2 separate regions of the Homo sapiens genome follow, and region 1 is linked to region 2. Evidence: read pairs that join two places in POLR2A ChIA-PET (ENCODE). Cell type or tissue: OCI-LY7. All regions are shown on one strand. Each heading gives the region's core, and the rest is flanking DNA. Links, peaks and the distances in the headings are about the cores only.

Evidence for each region. ChIA-PET counts read pairs that join two places held together with the same protein. Peaks named below come from ENCODE experiments on the same cell type or tissue, not always from the same donor. Only the 100,000 strongest peaks of a DNase experiment are listed, where the experiment ranks them.
Region 1: POLR2A ChIA-PET joins it to region 2 with 5 read pairs; 6 of 35 experiments call an interaction of 5 or more read pairs at or near these places.

Annotation. Positions count from the first base shown.
Region 1 is chr6:3,226,526-3,232,435 of GRCh38, reverse strand. It overlaps TUBB2B (tubulin beta 2B class IIb), which reads left to right and starts at 4,783. Exons shown (of 4, transcript NM_178012.5): 1 at 4,783-4,949; 2 at 5,767-5,875. The coding sequence starts at 4,893. It overlaps LOC100422781 (a long non-coding RNA gene), which reads right to left and starts at 1,033. Exons shown (of 2, transcript NR_147505.1): 1 at 274-1,033. RefSeq lists enhancers at 1-636, 2,629-3,185, 4,481-5,139, 5,140-5,800 and a silencer at 4,587-4,876. In OCI-LY7, for the core only: a CTCF peak has its summit at 2,732 (motif pointing left); a DNase peak (open chromatin) is centred at 2,705; H3K4me3 peaks cover 1,635 bases.
Region 2 is chr6:3,073,088-3,078,997 of GRCh38, reverse strand. RIPK1 (receptor interacting serine/threonine kinase 1) reads right to left here. Exons shown (of 11, transcript NM_001354930.2): 2 at 2,011-2,234; 3 at 1,063-1,219. The coding sequence starts at 2,174. Among named protein-coding and RNA genes, the nearest start is that of RIPK1, 7.5 kb to the right of the region's middle. RefSeq lists enhancers at 669-1,643, 4,838-5,337. In OCI-LY7, for the core only: no CTCF peak of the experiment used is centred there; a DNase peak (open chromatin) is centred at 3,247; H3K4me3 peaks cover 1,761 bases; H3K27ac peaks cover 1,468 bases.

The DNA.
Region 1 (5,910 bases), core at 1,061-5,060, 150 kb before region 2:
TTCACTATCTGGGTAACCAGGTCGATAGAAGCCCGGACGCTCAGCATCATGCAATATACCCTCGTAATAAACCCGCACATGGACTCCCTGAATCTAAAATTAAAATAGAAATTTTAAAAAAGAAGCAGGCTGGGCATGTGAAGCCCAAAGAACTCCGTTTGGAAACTGCACTGCTGTCTCTGCAGTGTGGCCACAGTGACTGCCCGCCCACCAAGCATCTAGAGCCCAGAGGCAGGGGTGTTGCTGCATGGATGTGTCCACCTGGATACGCACGTTTTCATTTCATTTAAATGGCAAACAAAGGTCTTGGGCAGATTTCGAAAAGCACTGGTGAGCTGCGGAGACATTTCCGAGCAGGAGCTGATGTGGAGGGTTTTCAGCGCCGGGTGAGGGTCCCGCAGCCACAGCGATGTTCTAGCCTCCGCCGCGGAACTCACAGAGGTTCCCCCGCCATAGCCTCCCGCGTGCGCTCCTGCGCTTCCACCAGACCTTATTTATAAGTCTGTTGATTTCGCAGGCCGCACCTTGCAAGGGGCACACGGTCCGTCTTATTATTTCATAATCACTTCTTCTCTTTTTGTTTTCCACCCGGCCTGGCTCTGTGTCTAGGACTCAGCGTGCATTCCCTGGGCTCGGCCTGCCCCGCCTGCCTAAGAATCCCACAAATCATTGACAGCGTGGGGGAGGGGAGATTGCCTGTAGCAGGGAAATGGCGCCCTAGAAAAGCCAGGATGCTACTCCCTCCGCCGATTTGTAGGACAAAGCAGGCAAAGCTCTCTCGTGGAAGCTCGGCTCTCTCAGTCCCGACCGAGGCCATTATAACTCAAATTCACAACCTCCGGGGATGCGAAAACACCCGGCCTTACTGAGGAACAAAGGGCAAGTGTTCCCGCACTGCGCTGCGTTCGTGGGCTCGGGGTTTTCGCTGCTGGTTCCAGCTTTTGGTTGCCCTGCTTGGCTGGTCCCTGCGGGGCCCACGGCTGCGGAAGGACAGGGCTCTGAGGCTGCCACCCCGCAGCCCCTGCGACTAAACAGTGCCGGGCAGCTCCGCCGGGGCCGCTGGCTTCCCAGGCGGAGGAGGGAAGGCCTGGGGGGAAGGGGGAGGGCAATGGAATAGAAACTGGGGAGCGACAAAGCTGAGAAGGCGCAGATCTTGGCGGATCCCGGGAGCTTCCTCCACTGTGTCCTTTCCGCAGTCACAGTATGGGGCTGCGACCGCTTCCTAGCCCCCATGCCCCGGGCATTTGGCTCTTTTACATAAATGCTAGGATTGGTAGCTTTCCAATATTTCTAAATGGAGAGCTATGAGAAGAGGTGATGTGTGTGTGTGTGTGTGTGTGTGTGTGTGTGCGTGTGTGTGTGTAAGGAAATAATGATGGATTTGCAGTCTCTTTCTTTCAACTCCTCTTCATTCATTGGCTAAGTGTCGGTTGCCTAGGAAACCGCGTGCATCTCGGCTGCAGAGCCAGCTATGGGGGCTGCGGGCTGGGTTTTTGGGGTTTTAAGCGGTGAATCCTGGCAAGCAGTGAAGAACCCTAATGCTAAATGTCTAGTAATTTCAATAAATGTGTCAAAAATATATGCTACATTATGAAAACAGTGCTTTAAAAATTTACTACTATATAAAGCCTCTTTTCTATCAGACTTCTTCAAACAATGACTGTGTGTGTAATAGAGAAATGCAAATTCACTTGAGGACATGCCGTTGAAAGTAATCTGAAAATTGTGAAAGCAAATATAATTTTAATAGTTTAAGGGATATCTTGCTCACCTCAGTCACGCAATAGATTACGTATAAAACAAATGTTGAATTGTATTTTATGCAGCAATATTTCTACAATTGTCTCTGGAAGGGAAAATTTTTAAATGTTAGTACATCATCAAGACTAACATTAAGAGATCATGAAATATGTTGCCCCGAAATCTTCGTGCCTGATATACGATGACCTAGATTGAGACGCATTGCATATAATGAATAGACAGAAATGCTGGGGACCCAACTGAAAACGACTTTTTTTTTCTTTGAAAGCCGGGTACCAGTCTCTTTATGCGAGCTACATGGATTAAGAATGATTTTTTTGTTTAAGGGTTATCAGATAAACTGAAAGACTTCAGGGAAAGGTGTGGCTGTTGTCAACATTTTAACACAAAATCGGCTCCTTGTGAAAATAAAAATGTGCAGCATCACAATTCCAGTGGGGGTGGGGGTGGGGGTGCGATGTAGACCGGTTAACAAGACTGGCTGCCCGGAAGGGGCAGGGGTGTGGGGACAATTCGAGCAAAATGCTTGAAAGGAAAGCAGATCTTGGGCCAAAAGTGTCCCCAAGGGCACTCTGGGCTTTCAGAAGGATGATTTCCAGCCTCATCCTATCCCAAACCAACCCCTTTAAAAGAAACCTGAGAGGAAAGGGTCTTTTCATCTATCTATATGATCTTGAACACGCGTTTTCACCCGGGCACTGAATGGAGATTTGGCTCGGAAACAGAAGCTGAGAAATGAATTGGTTAGATGAAGGAGGCAGGCGGCCAGCTCAAGTTACTCAGCATGGAGCTGAGCGGCCCCCAACCCCACCCCCCAGCGCTGAGCATCAGGGTTGCTCCTGGGAGCTCGCAGCGAGGGGGTGACCGCTCCGAGTGTGTCTACACTCGCCGCGCGGGTGCCGCCCTAGCTCTGTTCCTTCCGGCGCAGCTTGGTCCCACCAGAGCCGCCACCTCGAGGCTGACACCTGCCACAGCCCTTTTGGCCGAGATGCGGTCACTTTCCCTGAGGTCTGGTGTGCCCAAAAGACGAGATTCCAGTCCGAGCCCTGTCCTCAACTTGCTGTATGACCTTGGGAATTGCTAGCCCTCGACGTTTCGGCATCTGCAGGATCTGGATTAGAAACTCGGAGGTCAGGCCCCGAGACCTTGGTACCGGGAGAGCAGGGCATGTGGACAGACCCTCCGCTGCTCTCTGCCTCTCGGTAGACCCCACCCTCACCCGGGCACGCCGGCCGGGTCTGGAATACCGGCCGGCGAGCTCCAGTCTGGGCGCCCTGGATGTTTGGGGGCGCCTGGGCTTTTGTTCTCGCTACTTCTCTTTGTACATTGGAATCGACTTGAACCCCCCACCCTCCACCCCACAGCGGGAAAGGGAGGCGATGACAGCTTGCTGATAGTTCTGGGAGGGTCTCGCTCAACAGCTGCAGGCTGAGCTCCGCCGCGTGCGCCCGGGTCATTCGGCCTTTCTCGCCAGGGGATGAAAGAGGTCACGTCACCTCGCCAACGGCCCTTCCGAAGTGTGGGGCGGCGCGCTTCAGTCATCGAATTGCAGGGAACAGGTTGTGCAGTGAACGTTTCTGACACCCTTTCCCCTCCCGCCCTCAAACGCACGCAGGATTAGTCTCTCTCTCTCTCTCTTTCTCTCTCTCTCTCACACACACACACACACACGCGCGCGCGAAAAGTAACAAAGAGACCAGTTCCTGCCTCAGTACCTAGAGACTGCGGATCTGAAGGGAGGGTCTGTGCTCCAAGTCTGTGCACGCGCTCGTGCGAGTGCGCGTGGGTCTTGGGTCGTCTCGCGCGCGCTGGGCTGCAGTTTTTAGTCGTATTCCCCACCCTTCAACCGCAGCACGAAGCCTCGGACCTCCAGGTCGCCGCGATGGAAGATAAGAAAGTTTGTTACTCGGGCTTGGGCCACCCTTGGAACCCACCCTCTTACTTGACAATAGATGAACTGAATCCGAGGGCGGGGTGGGGGGGTGGGGCGCCTGTCGTGTGGTTTTAAATACTGGGTTACACAGCGTATCCCACGTTTCTGAGAGCCCTTTGTTCCGCCGACAGCCCCGCCCCCGGGACCCCACCCTCTTTCTGCCCTCCGGACGGTCAGTGCAGCGCCACCGGCCACTCCCACTCCATCACTAGCGAGCAACAAAAGTCAACCCCCGGGGCAGAGGGCTCCTGGGTACCAGCAGGGGCGTTATGCACTCCCGGAGAGGGTCGGGCAGGGCTGAGGGGCTCCGAGGTCGCTTCACCCCTAGATGCTGCGGCGCAGTGAGAGGAGCTACCAGCCCAAGACAGACAAAGGAGAAAGCAGGCCCACGCTGGGGCGGGGGCGGAGGCCGCGCTGGTGTTCATGGGCCGCAGGTGTCCCGGTTGCCATCAAGCACGACTTCCTTCTGGGGCCACCTGTCCTCCCCCAGGCCTCTGTGAGACGGAGCGCCGCCTGGGCAGTCGCTGGCCTCCAGGGTTGAGGAAAAAGACGGTGGTCTCACCAGGGGCAGTTGGCTGGAGGGACTCTGGCCAGTGGCCGAGTAGGAGCCGCAGTCCGAGGTGGCGGAGCAGCCTGTGCCACCTCAGCCCTCCCACCTGCCGGCACTGGAGCACCTGACGGCTTCTCCACATGCTCCAGTCCTCCATCGTTCCCATCCGGTGCCAGCTCTGCCCCCACCCCGGTCAGGACGCGCTGGTGGCCCTCGCCTCGCCGCCCTCTCACCCTCCTTTTCTTCACTGTTCCCCCATATCCCCATACCCAGACCCCCACCACAGCCCCAGACAATGCGCACGCCCCCACCATACTCCCGGTAGCCCCCACCCCTCTCCCGGTCGGCACGCCCGCTCTGATTGGCCGCGGGCCGGTGGTCCAGCCCCCCGGACGGTCCCTAGGGCTCGGAGCATTACGTCAGCCGGGCCTGGAGAGCGCCAGCGCGAAGGGGACTGGGGGGCTCGGGCTGGGGGCGCGGCCTGTGCCGGCCGCCCCACCCTCCTTGCATAAAAGCCGGAGCCCGCGGGGCCGGCGCTCTCAGCCCGTCGGTTCCCGAGCGCCTTCCCGGTGACCCCGCAGTGGGTGTGTGAGGGGAGGACGGACAGACCCAGACGCCGCCGGACCAGGAGGACGCTGACGAGGCACCATGCGTGAGATCGTGCACATCCAGGCGGGCCAGTGCGGCAACCAGATCGGCGCCAAGGTGGGCGCGCCGCAGCGGAGGGGGTCCAATGGGGGCGCGAACCTGGGCCGAGAGCCCCTCGGGGTCCCCAGGCGCGGTCCTGGGAAGGCCTGGGGATCGCCAAATGCAGACCTTCCTGGCCGCTTTGTGCCGCCGAGTGTGGCCTGGGCTAGGAGGTGACTTTCGCGGACGGAGGGGGCACCTCTCTTTCTTTCTGCTGTAACTCATTTGGAGTCCCCGTCACCCCCTCGGCCTCCCTCCGCGCTGGCTGCTTGGCAGGCACGCGTGCCTGGAGAAGACGAGGGTGTGTCCGCGAGGCTGTGCGCGGCGCTCCGCGCGAGGGGCTGGGACACCAGGAGGATTAATTGTACTCGCTTGAACCGGAGTCGAGCTGCCGGGGGAGGGGAGGAGAGCGATTGTCTTGCGGTCTCAGGACGTGCTTTGAATCTAAAACCGCGGTCCTTTAGCTCCTTTGCGTTCCTCTTTCCCCGCCCACCCGCTCCTGGCGGGCTGCAGTCCCTGTGCCCTCGCCTCCTGCCGCAGCCTGGGGCTGCGACCAGTGCGCCAAGCTCCGCCACTGCCCGGCTTTGGCTGGTCCTTACCCCCTCGACCCCTACCTCCCCCCGCGAGCGGCAGCTGTTTGCCTGGGAAACGCCCAGTTTCAACTTTCTGAACCTGCAAAATACAAGCCCCGCGGCTGTGCCCGGGTCACGACGCCCTTTAAAGCTTCAAGCTCCTGAAATGTTGGGTTGTCGGAACTGAGTCGGGGACATTTCATTGTGAGCCTTGGCGTTTCTGGGGGCATCGTTCATGGCTAAATGCAGCCTTTCTGTCTCAGTTTTGGGAGGTCATCAGTGATGAGCATGGGATTGACCCCACTGGCAGTTACCATGGAGACAGTGATTTGCAGCTGGAGAGAATCAATGTTTACTACAATGAAGCCACTGGTAATCACCCTTGCCCCACCCCCACTCCCTTCAGT
Region 2 (5,910 bases), core at 846-4,845:
AAGCCTGCAGTGCACTATGATTGTGCCACTGCACTCCAGCCTGGGCAACACAGTGAGACCTTGTTCTCTTACAAAAGAAAAAAAAAAAACCCCATCACACCATACCACTTATTTAGCTATCTGCCTCCTTTTACTCTCCTACGTCATATTAGCTATTGATTCATGAGCAACTAGCGCAAGGCCTTCATCTTAACAGGCACATAAGCTTTTAAAAATGTTTTCAAATCATTTGACTTTGGTAAACAATTTTTATTTTTGTTTTAAATCCTATCCAGTGTTGTTGCCAATAATTTCTATATTTAATTTAAAATAAAACTTTGTTGAATGGTATCAAAGTGCAACCACTAATATTCTATCTGCTCTCACGGTCATTTATAGTGTATATCCTTTCATTAATCCATATTTAATGTCATCCCATCATGCATATACTCTACATCAGATGATGTCTGCATCATGAAGACAGGGCTTGTCTCTGAACTGTAGATTGCAGAGCAGCGGACAGGTATGGTAAACAGCCAATCACATTCCTAAGACACAGACTATGGAGGACTGTCCACAGGATCGAGAGGATGAAGAGACCACTCTCAGGGCAGTAAAAGGCAAGGAAGATTTTCTCTTTTTTTCAGAGACAGGGTCTTGCTCTGTTCACATGCACCTTTTATTTTTTGTAGAGAGGGGATTTCACTGTGTTATCCAGGCTGGTCTTGAGCACCAAGGCTCAAGTGATCCTCCTGCCAAAAGTGCTGAGATTACAGAAGTGACCCACGGAGCCCAATCAAGGCATAGATGTTTTAAGGAGAAACTGACTTCAGGAAATCCAGCCTGTAATCCCAGCTACTTGAGAGGCTGAGGTGGGAGGATCACTTGAGACCAGGTGTTGGAGTTCAGCCTGGGCAACATAGCAAGACCTTGTCTCTATAAAAAAAGGAAAAGAAAATTCAAACTACCAAGCAATTTGCAAATTTGATGCTAACGAGCTGCAAACAAACACCCCAAGGGGAGCCATAACAGACAGCCAGGGCCCAAGCGCTGGGGATCCCCGTGCGGAGGGGCCCTCTCTACCTCGGCTTTCAGCACGTGCATCAGGTTGCCCTTCTCCATGTACTCCATCACCAGGGAGTACTTCCCTTCCTCTATGATGACGCCCAGGAGCTTCACCACCCGGCTGTGTCTCAGTCTGTTCATCATCTTCGCCTCCTCCAAGAGGGCCTCGTTGTGCCTGTGGGCAGGAAAGGTGCTATGCTGAGGCTGGCAGAGCCAGCGCCTCAAGAGCCTGGTGCACACCTCCAACACATCACTCCCACGTGCTGGGGTCATGCTTGGGTCTGTACCGATCTCTTCCAGGCACAGGCCAGAAGCGTTAGAAGGCAGAGCGGTTTCTCACTTCCTCACAGTACTCCTGCCCAGTAACTGGCAGTGCATGCTCCAAAAATGTAAATCAATGAAGGAATGAATGAATCAATGAATGAAAAGTACATGAACAGCAGCAAGGTAACCTGAAAAAAGACCGTGCTGGACAGAACGATTAAAAAAAAAAAAAACAGCCTCTCTCAAAACCACTCTGACAAAGGAGGGAGAGAGGTGAAACCACTCTACTGGTTGCTTTAAAGGGAAGGCTCTCAGAACCTCTCAGGAATGAACTGCCTTTTCATTTTTATACTTAGGGCTGGTCCTCACTGAAAATGTGAAGCGAGTGAATAGGTCTGTCTTCACCCATCCTCCTGTTTCCTTTTCATTGTCCCCCCACCACACTTATCTCTTTGTCTTTCTCTATTTCCTTCTTGTTCATGTCTCTTCTGTTACTTACCAGCTGTGAGAGTCCTTCACTACCCAGTCTCAGAGTCCACATCAGCGACAATAACAATCCGAAGAGCCATCGTCACCCTGACATCTTGGCAGGCTCCCTCTCACTCTACCCACCAACGGCTCCGCAGCAGCCAACGGCTCCACAACAGCCAACGTCCCCATCCCGCTCAGAACTTAGCCCACCCACCCCTGCTCCCTACTCACTCAATGCAGTTGGGCCCCTTGTACACTGTTTTCATGATCATGAGTCCCTGGGTTCTGTGGAAACACAGAGACACCTTCCCAAAGCCTCCGCTGTCCAGTTCTGCACTCTCCAGGAAGTCACTGGATTTCATCTTAATGACATTCAAGGACATGTCTGGTTGCATTCTGAAGCTCAAGAACGCCCAAAATGGTACCACTTTTTCCCCCCCCGGCAGAGCTGTACCCTGTAAAGAAAACAGAGAGAAAACCTCAGGGCAAGACTATATATATATATATATATATATATATGTTTTTTTTTTTCTCCTTTGGAGACAGGGTCTCACTTTGTCAGTCAGGCTGGAGTGCAGTGGCACAATCATAGCTCACTGGAGCCTCGACCTCCTGGGCTCAGGCAATCCTCCTCCCTCAGCCTCCTTGAGTAGCTGGGACCACAGGTGCACCCCACCGTGACCAGCTGATTTTTTAATTATTTGTAGAGATGGGGGGGCCGGGGGATCTCACTATGTTGCCCAGGCTGGTCTCAAACTCCTAAGATCAAGGGATCCTCCCACCTCAGCCTCCCAAAGTGCTGAGATTACAGGTGTGAGCCATTGTACCTGGCAGAAAAGATCATTTTTAAAAACTTTTGTTAACATTCCACCACATGCTTGGTGTGCCTTGGATTTCTGAGGATAGACTTACAGTCATCTGATGAGCTATTTTTCATATTTTTAAGAATCAGAGAAGACTATAATATTTATTCCCTCAGCCTTTTTATTTCTGGCAATATGGAGCATTAGAAAATTTTAAGAACCCTCCAGCTATAAAGGACACAAGTATGTTGGACAACATAATACAAACATTCATTGAAATGCATACCAAAACTCCGTGGAAAGGAAAAGAACTCTAGGGACAGAAACAGAGCACCGGAGGCAGGCAGTAGCTCACACAGGGGAGTGCCAACCTCGCCATCCAGAAGTCAAGGTTTAAAGCCCAGCTGAGGTCAAGGAATACAAGAAAAGAAGGTAGAATGAAGAATCCCCCCTTAACACGGCACTGCTCAATGTGCAACCCTTTGATGAAAGGATGAACTAGAAAAAAAGCAGCCCATGGCAAACAAACATATTTGTCTTGGACTGGGCACAAGGTATTAAAAAAAAAAAAAAAAAGTTTGTGCAAATTTATAACCTTGGGCCTGTCTTGAAATAGATACAGACTTTGAATTGAGAGGATCGCCTAAACTATGAACTTTTACACAGGAAGTGGTCACAGGCTGATGCCATCCTGAGGTTATAGGCTAAAGCAAACAACAACCTCAAGCCAGGCCAGACAGAATTCCTACAAATACAAATTTAACATGAGCTCCCTTTCCAAAATTATAAAACACAAAAGAAAAAATTCACTGTGAGACAGACCCTGCAGCTACAGCAAGCAGCACTAGTAAGCACCAAAGAACTTCAGTAAATTAACAACTGAAAGGCATTAGAAAATGAATAGGTTTAAGTAATTATGAACAAAAGAAGGAATCTGAAGAATATAAAAAGAACAATGCAAACTCTAAGAAGAAAATGTGAAAAAGGAGTAGAATTTGGAGAATGTCCATCAGGGCTGTGAAGTATACAGTGTCAGATCTCAAAGCACAGCTATTTGCTTCATCCTTCCTCCCTTCTTTTCTTCCATTCATTCATTTTCCCCAAACTGAAATATAGAATAAAAACCCATGGAGAACCACAAGGAGACACCACTACACAACTACCAGGATATCCAAAACTAAAAAGACTAATACACCAAACACTGGCAAACATGTGAAGCAACCAGACCTCTCAAACATCACTGGTGGGAGTATAAAATGGTACAAACACTTTGGGAAAAGGGCTGGCAAAAAGCTTCGTGGCAAAACAGAAACTCCATGCAAACCAACAGGACACGGACACACTGGTGTGTGCATGTGAATGTGCGTGTCTGTGTTTTGCTTTGAGAGTAAAAGGAGGGCTATGGATGTTTTGTATTCCAGAAATACCCACATCCCGGCTGGGCGCCGTGGCTCACGTCTGTAATCCCAGCACTTTGGGAGGCTGAGGCGGGCGGATCACGAGGTCAGGAGTTCAAGACCAGCCTGGCCAACATGGTGAAACCCCGTCTCTACTAAAAATACAAAAATCAGCCAGGCGTGGTGGCACGCGCCTCTAATCCCAGCTACTCAGGAGGCTGAGGCAGGAGAATTGCTTAAATTTGGGAGGCGGAGGTTGCAGTGAGCCGAGATCGCATGCCACTCACTGCACTCCAGCTTGGGCAACAAAGTGAGACTCTGTCTCAAAAAAATTAAAATAAAATAAAATAATAAATATCTACATCCAGATACAGACCATGAAAAATACTCTTTCTGGGGCATAAAATATTCATTGAAATTTCATAGGCATTTATTTTGTTTATAAAACCACAAACACCTGCACTATGACCCAGCAATTCCAATCCCAAGAGAAATGAAAACGTATGTTGGAAAACACTTGTAAAATGTTCATAGCAACTTTATTTATAATAGCTCCAAACTGGAAACAGCTGCCCATCAGTAAGAGAATGAGTGAACACACTGGTGTATGAACACGATGGGATACTACTCAGCAATAAAAATGAACTACTGATACACATGAATGAAAACCGCATGAACGAAATGCAAAAACGTGATAAGTGAAAGTCGCCTTATACAAAAGCATACATACTATGTAATTCTATTTATATGACGGTTCAGAAGTCAAAACCAATCTGTGTCAGAAAAAGAACACTGGCCGCCTGTGAGCACGGTGAGGCTGAGTGGGCAGGGGCATGAAGGAACTTTCTGGGGTGATGATAATGTTGTAGGATATCAACGGGGGCTAGGGTTGCAGGCATACGCATCTGCCCATACTCAGCAGATGTACTCCCAACAACAGCAGGTAAATTTTACATCAAAAGACAAACCTGTAAACATATTGAACTCTAGCTATGGTATGCATGCTGAAGTATTTCGAGATGTGTACTGATGTGTACTTGGAAATACATCAAAAAGTCAGACAATGACGGACAGATGACGGGAAAGGAGATGGAGAATTACACGATGAAGCAAGCGGTGTTAAGACGATAGTCGTGGTGGACGTAACCTTCAGACTTGGTGTTTTTCATAATAAAATGTTGGAGGGCAGGGAGTTAAAAAATGAAAAAAGAAATACCTTGGGGAGAGGGGACTCTGGAAACTCCTAGGCTGCCCATGGTGTTGCACAGTGGCCGGCTACAGGTGACCCGGGTAACCAGCCTTCTACACCTCATCTAAAGGCTGGGGCCAGCTCTGTCTAGCGGAGGAAGCTCATACAGCAGCACCTATGGGCCTTCTTTCCTAGGACATAAGACATTACCAAACAAGAGAAGTGCCTCAGGAAACAACTACATCGGTGGGACGTGGGCAGTGGGTGGAGGCGGGGGGCTGCCTAGATGAAGGCCTGAAGACTGAGGGGTGGGGTGAGGCACACGCGTGAGGTAAGAGACCAGGAGCCATAGCTCCGAGAGCACGGGCCCTCCACTATGAGCGTGAACTCTAGCTCTGTGACTCACCAACCTGTGACCTTGGGGCACTTACTTATGCCTCAGTTTCCTCATCTGCAAAGTGAAACAATAATGACCACCTCACAGAAGTGGTAAGGATTATGAGAAAAAAAAAGTATACGTTCATGTATGTATACGTATAAATATACATATATTTGTATATGTATATATGTAATATATAATATATGATATAAAAATGTATATGTGTGTATATATACACATATTTGTATGTGTGTATGCATATATTGTATATGTAGATATATAGCTATATTTGTCTATGTGTATATACGTATATGTATATATTTGTATATGCGTATATATGTACATATGTATATATTTGTGAAA